Regions from separate parts of the Homo sapiens genome. Here region 1 is linked to region 2. The links are chromatin loops, found by intact Hi-C in ENCODE. Cell type or tissue: body of pancreas. All regions are shown on one strand. Each heading gives the region's core, and the rest is flanking DNA. Links, peaks and the distances in the headings are about the cores only.

Region 1 (5,898 bases), core at 2,055-4,554, 360 kb after region 2:
TGGTTTTTGTCATTGGTTCCGTTTATGTCATGGATTACATTTATTCATTTGCATATGTTGAACAAACCTTGCATCTCAGGGATGAAGCTGACTTGATCGTGGTGGATAAGCTTTTTGATGTGCTGATGGATTCAGTTTGCCAGTATTTTATTGAAGATTTTCGCATCGATGTTCATCAGGGATACTGGCATAAAATGTTCTTTTTTGTTGTGTCTCTGCCAGGTTTTTGTACCAAGATGATACTGTCCTCAAAAAAATGAGTTAGGGAGGAGTCCCTCTGTTTCTATTGTTTGGAATAGTTTCAGAAGGAATGGTACCAGCTCCCCTTTGTACCTCTGGTAGAATTCGGCTGTGAATCCCTCTGGTCCTGGACTTTTTTTGGTTGGTAGGCTATTAATTACTACCTCAATTTCAGAACTTGTCATTGGTCTATTCAGGGATTCAACTTCTTCCTGGTTTAGTCTTGGGAGGGTGTATGTGTCCAGGAATTTATCCATTTCTTCTAGATTTTCAGTTTTTTCTTCTTTTTTCTTTTTTTTTCTTTCTTTTTTTTTTTTTTTTTTTTTTGCTTAGAGGTGTTTTTAGTAGTCTCTGATGGTAGTTTTTATTTCTGTGGGATCAGTGGTGATATTCCCTTTATCATTTTTTATTGCATCCATTTGATTCTTCTCTTTTTTCTTCTTTATTAATATGCCTAGTGGTCTATCTACTTTGTTGATCTTTTCAAAAAAACAGCTCCTGGAGTCATTGATTTTTTTTGAAGAGTTTTTCATGTCTCTATCTCCTTCAATTCTGCTCTGATCTTAGTTATTTCTTGTCTTCTGCTCGCTTTTGAGTTTGTTTGCTCTTGCTTCTCTAGTTCTTTTAATTGTGATGTTAGGGTGTTGATTTTAGATCTTTCCTGCTTTCTCTTGTTAGCATTTAGTGCTGTAAATTTCCTTCTACATACTGCTTTAAATGTGTCCCAGAGATTCTGGTACGTTGTGTCTTTGTTCTCATTGGTTTCATTGAACATCTTTATTTCTGCCTTTATTTTGTTATTTACCCAGTAGTCATTCAGGAGCAGGTTGTTCAGTTTCCATGTAGTTGTGCGGTTTTGAGTGAGTTTCTTAATCCTGAGTTCTAATTTGATTGCACTGTGTCTGAGAGACTGTTATGATTTCCATTCTTTTGCATTTGCTGAGGAATGTTTTACTTCCAATTATGTGGTCAATTTTAGAATAAGTGCAATGTGGTTCTGAGAATAATGTATATTCTGTTGATTTGGGGTGGAGAGTTCTGTGGATGTCTATTAGGTTCTGTTGGTCCAGAGCTGAGTTCAAGTCCTGGATATATTTGTTACTTTTCTGTCTCATTGATCTGTCTAATATTGACAGTGGGGTGTTAAAGTCTCCCACTATTATTGTGTGGGAGTCTGAGTCTCTTTGTAGGTCTCTAAGAACTTGCTTTATGAATCCGGGTGCTCCTGTATTGTGTGCATTTATATTTAGGATAGTTAGCTCTTCTTGTTGCATTGATCCTTTTACCATTATGTAATGCCTTTGTTTGTCTCTTTTGATCTTTGTTGGTTTAAAGTCTGTTTTATCAGAGACTAGGATTGCAACCCCTGCATTTTTTTTTTTACTTTCAATTTGCTTTGTAAATATTCTTCCATCCCTTTATTTTGAGCCTATGTGTGTCTTTGCACATGAGATGGGTCTCCCGAATACAGCACACCAATGGGTCTTAACTCTTTATCCAATTTGCCAGTCTGTGTCTTTTAATTGGGGCATTTAGCCTATTTACATTTAACATTAATATTGTTATGTGTGAAATTGTTCCTGTCATTATGATGCTAGCTCGTTATTTTGCCCACTAGTTCATGCCATTTTTTCATAGTGTCAATGGTCTTTACAATTTTTATGTTTTTGCAGTGGCTTGTACCAGTTGTTCCTTTCCATGTTTAGTGCTTCCTTTAGGAGTCCCCCTCTCTCTTCTGTCTTGTAGGGTTTCTGCTGAGAGATCTGCTGTTAGTCTGATGGACTTCCCTTTGTGAGTAACCTGACCTTTCTCTCTGGCTGCCCTTAACATTTTTTCCTTCATTTCAACCTTAGTGAATCTGACGATTATATGTCTTGGGGTTGCTCTTCTTGAGTAGTGTCTTTGTGGTGTTCTCTGTATTTCCCGAATTTGAATGTTGGCCTGCCTTGCTAGGTTGGGGAAGTTGTGGATAATATCCTGAAGAGTGTTTTCCACCTTGATTCCATTCTCCTCATCACTTTCAGGTACATCAATCAAATGTAGATTTGGTCTTTTCACATAGTCCCATATTTCTTGGAGGCTTTGTTCATTTCTTTTCACTCTTTTTTCTCTAATCTTGTCTTCTCACTTTATTTCCTTGAGTTGATCTTCAATCTCTGATATCCTTTCTTCCACTTGGTCGATTCAGCTATTGATACTTATGTATGCCTCATGAAGTTCTTGTGCTGTGTTTTTCAGCTCCATCAGGTCATGTATGTTTTTCTCTAAACTGGTTATTCTAGTTAGCAATTCCTCTAACCTTTTTTCAAGATTCTTAACTTCCTTGCATTCGGATAGAACATGCTCCTTTATCTTGGTGGAGTTTATTACCCATCTTCTGAAGCCTACTTCTGTCAGTTCATCAAACTCATTCTCCATCCAGTTCTCTTGTTGGCGAGGGGCTGTGATCCTTTGGAGGAGAAGAGGCATTCTAGTTTTTGGAATTTTCAGCCTTTTTGTGCTGGTTTCTCCCCATCTTCATGAATATATCTACCTTTGGCCTTTGATGTTGGTGACCTTCGGATAGGGTCTCTGAGTGGACATCCTTTTTGTTGATGTTGATACTATTCCTTTCTGTTTGTCAGTTTTCCTTCTAACAGTCAGGCCTCTCTGCTGCAGGTCTACTGGAGTTTGCTGGAGGTCCACGCCAGACCGTTTGCCCGGATATCACCAGCGGAAGCTACAGAACAGCAAAGATTGTTGCCTGTCCCTTCCTCTGGAAGTTTTGCCCCAGAGGGTCACCCACCAGATGCCAGCCAGAGCTCTCCTGTATGAGGTATCTGTCAACCCCTGATGGGAGGTGTCTCCCCGTCAGGAGGCACGGGGGTCAGGGACCCACTCGAGGAGGGATTCTTCCCTTATCAGAGCTCGAATGCTGCACTGGGAGATCCGCTGCTGTATTCAGAGATGTCAGGCAGGGACGTTCATGTCTGCTGAAACTGTGCCCATAGCCACCCCTTCCCCCAGGTGCTCTGTCCCATGGAGGTTTTATCTATAAGTCCCTGACTGGGGCTGCTGCCTTTTTTCAGATATGCCCTGCCCAGAGAGGAGGAGTCTAGAGAGGCAGTCTGGCCACAGCGGCCTTGCTGAGCTGCAGTGGGCTCCTCCCAGTTCAAACTTCCAGGCAGCTTTGTTTACACTGTGAGGGGAAAACCGCCTACTCAAGACTTGGCAATGGCAGATGCCCTTCCCCCCACCAAGTTCAAACGTCCCAGGTCAAGCTCACACTGTTGTTCTGGCCATGAGAATTTCAAGCCGGTGGATCTTAGCTTGCTGGACTCCATGGGGGTGGTGACCGCTGAGCCAGACCACTTGGCTCCCTGGCTTCAGCCCCCTTTCCAGGGGAGTGAATGGTTCTGTCTCGCTGGCGCCAGGTGCCACTAGGGTATGAAAAATAAACTCCTGCAGCTAGTTCAGTGTCTGCCTGAATGGCCACCCAGTTTTGTGGTTGAAACCCAGGGCCCTGGGTGGTGTAGGCATCAGAGGGAATCTCCTGGTCTGCCAGTTGTGAAGACCCTGGGAAAAGTGCAGTCTCTGGGCCAGAGTGCACCATTCCTCCCGGTACAGTCTCTCACGGCTTCCCTTGACTAGGGGAGGGAAGTCCCTTGACCCCTTGCACTTCCCATGTGAGATGACACCCCACCCTGCTTTGGCTCACCTTCCATGGGCTGCACCTACTGTCCAATCAGTCCTAATGACATGAACCGGTTACCTCAGTTGGAAATGCAGAAATCACCCGCCTTCTGCATTGATCTTGCTGGGAGCTGCAGACTGGAGCTGTTCCTATTCATCCATCTTGCCAGCCTCCAAAAACTTTTAATAATTGGAGAAACTGGCTTTCAAAATGCTTGTATTAATCCGTTCTCACACTGCTATAAAGAACTACCTGAGACTGGGTAATTTATAAAGAAAAATGTTTAGTTGACTCACAGTTTGGCAAGCTATAAAGGAAGCATGGCTGGGAAGCCTCAGGAAAATTACAATCATGGCAGAAAGTGAAGAGGAAGAAAGCACATCTTACAATGGTGGAGCAGGAGAGAAAGAGCTAGAGTGAAAAGCGGGAAGTGCTACTACAAACTTTCAAGCACTAGATCTCATGAGAACTTACTCACTATCAGAAGAATGGCAAGGGGAAAATCTGCCCCCATGATTTAATCACCTCCTATCAGGTCCCTCCCAACAATGGGAATTACAGTGCAAGATGAGATTTGGGTGGGGACACAGAGCCAAGTCATATGAACGCTTAAAGAGACAGTTGTAAAATCACGCTGTGTTGCATCTTACCAGATTTCTGAACACCAGTGATTGAGGGATATTGACTGTTAACCAAGCATTTTCATACTATGAATGCTCCCATTTCTCTTTATAATTTTTGAAACATATGTTCATAGGTAAATAAGTTTGATGTTTGCATGTTTTTTGAACTTTATATAAATGATTTTGCATGTACATATTCTTCAAAACTTTTTTCATCAATATTATGTTTGTGAGATTCTATCATGTTGATTTGTGTAGCTGCAGTTCATTTGCTTTCATTGCTGTCCAGAATCACATTGCTGGATGACATTTTCATGGTCTACAGGTTTTTGTTTACAAACTATGCTCTTAGGAACAATCTTCTACAAGTTTGCAGACACATATTTATGATATTTTCTTAGTCTTCTCTAGCTGCTATAACAAAATACCTTAGACTGGGTAATGTATAAACAACGGAAATGTATTGCTGACAGTTCTGGAGGCTGGAAAGTCCAAAATCAAGGCACCAGCAGATTCAGTGTCTGGTGAGGGCTCTCTGGTTCATAGATGGTGTCTTCTATGTGTCCTCACATGGTGGAAGGGCAGTTCTCAAACCTCTTACATAAGAGCACTAACACCATTCATGAAGGTGGAGCCCTCATGACCTAATCACTTCCCAAATGCCGTACGCTTAATACTATCACATTGGAGATTATGTTTCAACATATGAATTTGGGGGAAACACAGCAGATATATTGTCAAAAGTGAAATTATTGGTTATAAGATATACACATCTTTGCCTTTATTAGAGTTCCAAGTTGTTTTCCAAAATACTTGTGCCAATTTATACTCCTACCCACAGAGTATAACTGTTTCCTTTGTTCCATTCTCTAGGCAATACTCAATATTCTCAGACTTTTTTTTTTTACAATCTGTTGGTATAAAATAATAACTAATTGTGGTATTAATTTGAATTGTCCTAAGGAATTTAGTCTCAGCATTTTTTCATACTTTTATTAGACATTTATGTTTTATTTTCTTGAAATAACTGTTCATGTCTTTTGACATTTTATTAATTTGTATTGTTCTTACCAGTTTGTATGAGTTTATTATATTTCTGGACAATAATCTTTTGTCAGTTATATGTTACAAATATTTTCTCCCAGTTTGTGGCCTGCCTCTTTACTTTTATGGTGTATTTTGAAGAACAGAAGTTTAATTTTACTTTAGTCAAATTTATCTATCATTTTCTTTATGTATTGTGCTTTTTATATCTTGTTTGAAAAAAATTCCCCTAACTCAAAAGTCATAAAGTAATCTCATGTATTGTCTTGGAAAATTTAAAGTTTTACTTTTCACTTTGAAGTATTTTATTCAGCAGAA
Region 2 (5,898 bases), core at 2,067-4,566:
TAAGTGGCAGTAATGACAATCCACTAGAATGGAACAAAGAGGTTGTTGTATTTATGCAGTTAATGCCCACAAAACCCTCCCAGGAAAACTTACATGCTGTCTGCCTGAGAAAGTCCAACCTTATTGGGGTAAGGAAGGCCTTTTTCTAGAAAACCAGGAACCTTAGCAAATTTGGAGAATCTCAAGAGGAACTCACCTTAATTTACAGATGTTTCAGGTAAACCATATGGTGGCAAGTTTTCTTGGGCTTAGTTGCTTAGCTTCAAGATAGCAAATAGCAGAGACTATATAGGCTCAATCTGAGGTTTCTTATGAAAATTTACATAAGTAAGGAAATTCTGAAGGCTTAGCTAGTCAATACTGCATGGCTCTAGATTTACAATGCAAACTCAAGAAGGCTTAAATGGTTAATTAGCTTTCTGGTTGCCCCAACATAAATAGGCCAAATCTAGTAAGAACAGTCTTCTTTTTGTGACTAAGAACAATCTTAGAGATTATTATGAACACAAGTGGGGAGACTGTCGGGAAAACTGTGAAAGACTTTGAAATGGGCAAAAAAAATATTGCTATCCTCCCAGTGGAATGCTGAGTGCTGTCTAGCATTCTTTTCCAGGTTTTTCTGATACTATACAGGTCTGCACCATTCATAGGTTCTATTTTTATAGCTCTGTAAAGATAGAAATTAACTTGTGAAAGACTGACGGTAATGCAAATGTTTCTTGTCCATAGAGATGCAAGTAAATTTTGTCCAGTGAAGATGTAATTATTACATTGTGGATATTATGGTTTTGTATCTGTCAGCATATACATTTCAGTACTCGAGTGTTTCTCTTTTTCAGATTGTCCTTTATACCACCTTACTGGGGTTTCCATATTAATTAATGAGCTAATTAAAATATGAGTCATAAGTTTATTTTTATTGTAAAATTATTCTTTAGGTCAGGCAGAAATGTTTTCTGAATAAATGAATATCTTTATACATAGTAGGTAGTTTTTGCTGAGAACCTATTAATGAACTGATAAGAAAAACATAAAGGATAAAGTACTATACTAGTTCACTGACATAAACATTTTTAGTGTCCATGAGGCACAGAAGGGTATTATATTCATTCATTCAACAAAGATTAAAGAAATGCCTGCTTTGTGCCAGGCATTGGGCTACACGCTAGAGCACAGTGATAACTAAGAAGAGGCCCCTTGTCCTCATGGATATTATATTCTAGTAAATGAGACATGAATTAAATTGAACAGTCATACAAATAAGCATAAAAATTATGACTTCGGTTAATTTGTACTAAACTATGATTGCTATGAAAGCCCTTCAGGAAGTTGACCTAGTGTGGGAGGTCAAGGGAAGTCTTTCCCTGAAAGATATTTGAGTTGAGCTCTGAAAAGTTAGTAGGTTAGTTAGATGATGGAAGATGTAGCAATATGTGCAAATGTCCAGTGGTGGGACAATCAGGGCAAATACTAAGGAATGAAAGGTAACTATTGGTGCATTGTGGATTGGGGCTTATGTTGGTACATGGGATTTTTTAAGGGGCCCATTAAGACTTGCAGTTATCCTCTTAATCACTAGATGGCAGACATATATTAAGAAGGCAAAAGCTGGAAATTTAAATTCAAGGGGGATTATAATAGTAAGGTGGGGGAAATCATAGATTTAGCAGGGAAGTATGGGAGATGAGAATTTAGTAGGGGCAGGCAGGCATGGGATAGCCTCTGGACTTACAGGTCCTGATAATGAAGAGCAATAGAAATCCATCTAATCAAGAAATATTTATTGAGAACCTACTGAAAGCTGCTACTGCGTATTCCCTGAAAGTCAGTAGCTGTATCTCATTTTTCTTTCAGTTCTTAGCATCTCTTCACTTCAACATCCATTAAGCACTTATTACATGCATACTACTGCCTTCCATGCTGTGAAGCATAACAAAATAAATGAAAAAGATGTTCCCTTTTCTCAAGACACTTAAAAAATATAGGGTGAAATGCCAAAATACTACATATAGTAGAGCAGTTATAAATAAAAACTTTATTCCTCATTGTATGAACATAATTGATAAACTTTTTGATCATAGATGAAAATCTTACATTAAATGACCATTAATACTGATAAGTAGTGTCAAATTGTTGATGTTCCTAAATAATGAAAAAATAGGTCCAGTCAGCTAATAATATAACTGTAACTACATATTATAAACATCGGTAAATTCTGAGATCAAATAAGAAGGTATAGAAGTTTCTGAACTGTACAGACCTGGTGTAGCTATCACATTAACACTGGTTATTTCACTAGTCATGTTGATGCTGTGCAAATTAGTAACTCTCTTGAAAGACAGTACTGTGCAAAACAAGGGTACATTTTTTTGGATGTAAAATACATCATGAGAAAACAAAATAAGCAAAGTTTTATATCATTCTGATACAAAGAATTAAGAATAAAATGGGGAATTGGATGTCACACAACCTCAATTAGACTGCTCCTAGGGCCTAAACACACATAATTGTAAAAGTTTTGCTCCCCTGAAAATGTAAAATGTCAAGTACACATCTAATATATGTAAAAATTCATGAAGTGAACATTCGTATAACAAGGGATGCTTGCTAAGAATGTGAAAAGGTACTAAACTAATGAAAAAGGCTATCAGCATGCAATACAACTTACTAGAGGAGATATTCTACTAGAAACACTGACCCTACAGGTGGACACTAAGTGAAAAAATATATACTGGTAAAGACAAGAAGGAAAAGTATTTTATATGAAAGAAAAAAATGTAAGAAAATGTACACAAAATGTGACAGAGGTAGAAGGACCAAGACACAAAATCATAGAACTTAATGTCTGAGGAGATCTCAAGAAATAAGTTTAGTTTCGTTACAGTAAGCAAAATAAATCTTTCTTTTCACTGCAATGGTTTCCAGAAAGTGAATCAGAAAGTAGAATGATGAAAATCACTCCCCTGATGCACCAAGGAGACTGTTAACCTTGCAGTTACCATTTTGATCACCAGGTGGCAGACAAATATTAAAAAGGCAAAATGCAGGGTAAATTTAAATTCCTGGGGTTTGGGAGGGGAAGGAATAAGGGATATAGGCAGACGAATGAGAAAATATAACTTTTTAGACATAAGAAAATTAAGATGCTTGTAATACATAAATTTTTTGAAAGTAGGTACAATCTGTACTACCCTCCATTTTACAGTTGAGGCAACTGAGATCCAGAAGTGTTACCTTGCTTATCTAAAGTCTACAACAAATCCCCAAGCTTATGTATTTTGCAGCCTAAGAAAAAAATACCTGCATGAAATAATATGTGAATAAATTAAATAATAATGTATAATTATAATAGTGACATCTTAAAATGCATGGCAGTTTATAATTCAAAACAAGCTTTAAAAAGATGTGTTTTAATTTGTATAGGTAATAACTAAAGAGTTAAAAGACTTACCCATGATTGACTTGCTTCAATGTGTTAGCTACTTTATGTACTGTATTTTATTTCATTTAAATATCTACTATACAACAAATTTGGTGAACATTTTCTCTATTTTACATATTAGGAAACCAAAAGATTAACAAAGCAAAGTGACTTGGGCAAGACAAGGTAAATCATAAGTGACAGAATGTGACTCCAACCCAAGTGTTCTGACTCATGAACAGAACTGTTTTCATCATAACTATGCTAGATAAATAAGTCCAGAGAGACCCAGAAGAAATAAATGTCCAAGAACTAGCCTGAGAAAGGCTAGCTCTAAAAATGGCAAGCTATAAATCTCATTTTTTAAGGCAAGTGGTAGTTTCAGAATAATAAGAGTGCTAATGTTCCAGGTAGGTGAGATGTCAGGATGAAGAGACAAGAGCTGAACATACTTTGCGAAATATGCTGAAAACATACGTGTCAGGGCAAAAAGGCAAACTGGAAGATTATCAAGATACGTATTTGGTGAAGTCTGATGAATTCAGTTGATTAAGGGCTGTTATTATTAGGCTAAGGACACAAAATTTTACACAAGCATCAGAATTACATTCCTTGAGCAGGTGACTGCTATGTGAGACTAGGTCACTAGGAAAGATTCTGATGTGGCCGTAACACATCCAAGGACCCTTTACCAATTCTCCCAGTCCATAGTGATTTCAGAATCCTTGTCAGTTTTATTCACTTATTTCTCTACCACTCAACTGTCATCTGATATATTCTCCATTATAAAGGCAGTGTTTAATTTTAAGTACATTCCTCTCTTACCAAATCCTTGAGACTAAGAATCATATCTTTTCATTTGTTTTGCTTCTAATATCACTTCCACTTCAACTTAGAAGGTAAAACCTGCAAGAGAATGTCACTCCCATCCTAACAATGAGAAAAAGCTGGATAATCTTTTTAAAAAATCATAATTTTTGTTGAACCTATGAGACCTGTGTTGCAAGTCAACCAAGTAAACTGAATTTCATATATTAGAAGCTCCTCCAAGGAGAGATGAGAGACAGGATTAATTTCACCATTGGCAAAGCACAAGGGAAGAGGTAGCTGCCATATAAACAGGTAAGAAAAAAATCTGCTAAAATGTCAATAAGGTCTTAAAGGCCAACCATGGGCTAACATGTCAGCTTAGAATAGCTGAGCGTCTCAAAGACAGGGGGAGTTTGCACACGCAAGCTCTTTTCCATATGTAAATTTCTTTAATTTTATTTCCAATTGAGGTAACTCTACTACCTCGTGCTCATAAGAAAAATTGGGAGCAGTACAGGAGACTGAAAAGCACTCCCCTTGGTGGTTCAGGCTTGCAGGAAGTGACAGGCTGCACAGGGACAGGCATGAAGTCCCAATGACCTTTGAGGACATTCATTTATATAAAACAAAAGCCTTAAACTGCTGACAAACTCACTGCCTCCCAAGACTGCTGGGGGAAATGTAGAAGTAAAACCTTTATCTGCCCTAGGGAAGAATAAGAAGCCTTCTTAAGAACAGAATCCTATATTGATACCAAGCAGAGGTCTACTACCACTGAGCAGGGCAGAAAAGCCTCGGCCACCTAAGACCAATCACAGATATAAGGAAGTTTCTCTGCCATGAAAAGAAAGTGGAAGGATGCTAAGAAAGTCCCACTCCTAAGGCACGGGGGCGCATGGCCCACTTAAGACAAGCATAGAGAACACATAAGGCTAGGATCAACTAACTAGTCACAGATGTTAACTGCTTTGGAGGGGCAAAAACATTGAAAGAAAAGCCTCTATATAGCTCAGGGGTTCCAGGACTGCTGATAGCTCAGAGTGAAGCAAGAACACTGAGAAAGCTTTCCAGTACCTTCTTTAGAAGACTCTACTCTAAGCACAAGATAATAGCAGCCCATTACAGGCAATGATATCAACAAAATCAAAATCCAGTTCATTTTCCGATGGACTCAGCCTCTTATACAAACAGCATGATAGAAGAAGAGCCTGCCAGTTTCTAGGTGTAAATACTATTTAACTGTTTCTACCCATTTCTGGGTGTAAATGCTGTTTAACTCTTTCTATACATGGGGTCCATTGTTCAATTAAGAATTATAAGACATGAAAAAGCAAGAAAAATAAAGATGGACAACATGCATGAATAGATGGAACGATAGCAGAGAAATGGAATCTATTTTTTTTTTAAGTCAAGTGATAAAAAAAACTCAAATGATGTAAGACATGAAGAATTCTTCTGATGGGCCCATTGGAAGACTAAGGAAAGATTCTGTGCTCTTTAAGACAGGTCAATAGAAATTATTCAAAATGAAACACAAAGGAAGAAGAGAGCAGGAAAAATAAGACAAACAAAAAAATCAACAAGAAGAAACAAAACAGAGCATCCAAGAACTGAGGGATATTAGAAACCAGTCTAATTCATTCTGCTCCCAACGCATAGTTGGCATT

The links. Hi-C counts contacts between places; a loop is a spot of excess contacts. Peaks named below come from ENCODE experiments on the same cell type or tissue, not always from the same donor. Only the 100,000 strongest peaks of a DNase experiment are listed, where the experiment ranks them.
Region 1: a loop joins it to region 2, with 2.8 times the contacts of the local background. A loop is called at or near these places in 5 of 110 quality-filtered maps.

Annotation. Positions count from the first base shown.
Region 1 is chr1:197,880,897-197,886,794 of GRCh38, forward strand. No RefSeq gene overlaps it. Among named protein-coding and RNA genes, the nearest start is that of C1orf53, 19 kb to the right of the region's middle. In body of pancreas, for the core only: no CTCF peak of the experiment used is centred there; a DNase peak (open chromatin) is centred at 3,395.
Region 2 is chr1:197,518,325-197,524,222 of GRCh38, forward strand. All of the region lies in intron 20 of DENND1B (DENN domain containing 1B), which reads right to left. Among named protein-coding and RNA genes, the nearest start is that of CRB1, 250 kb to the left of the region's middle. In body of pancreas, for the core only: a CTCF peak has its summit at 3,011 (motif pointing right); no DNase peak of the experiment used is centred there.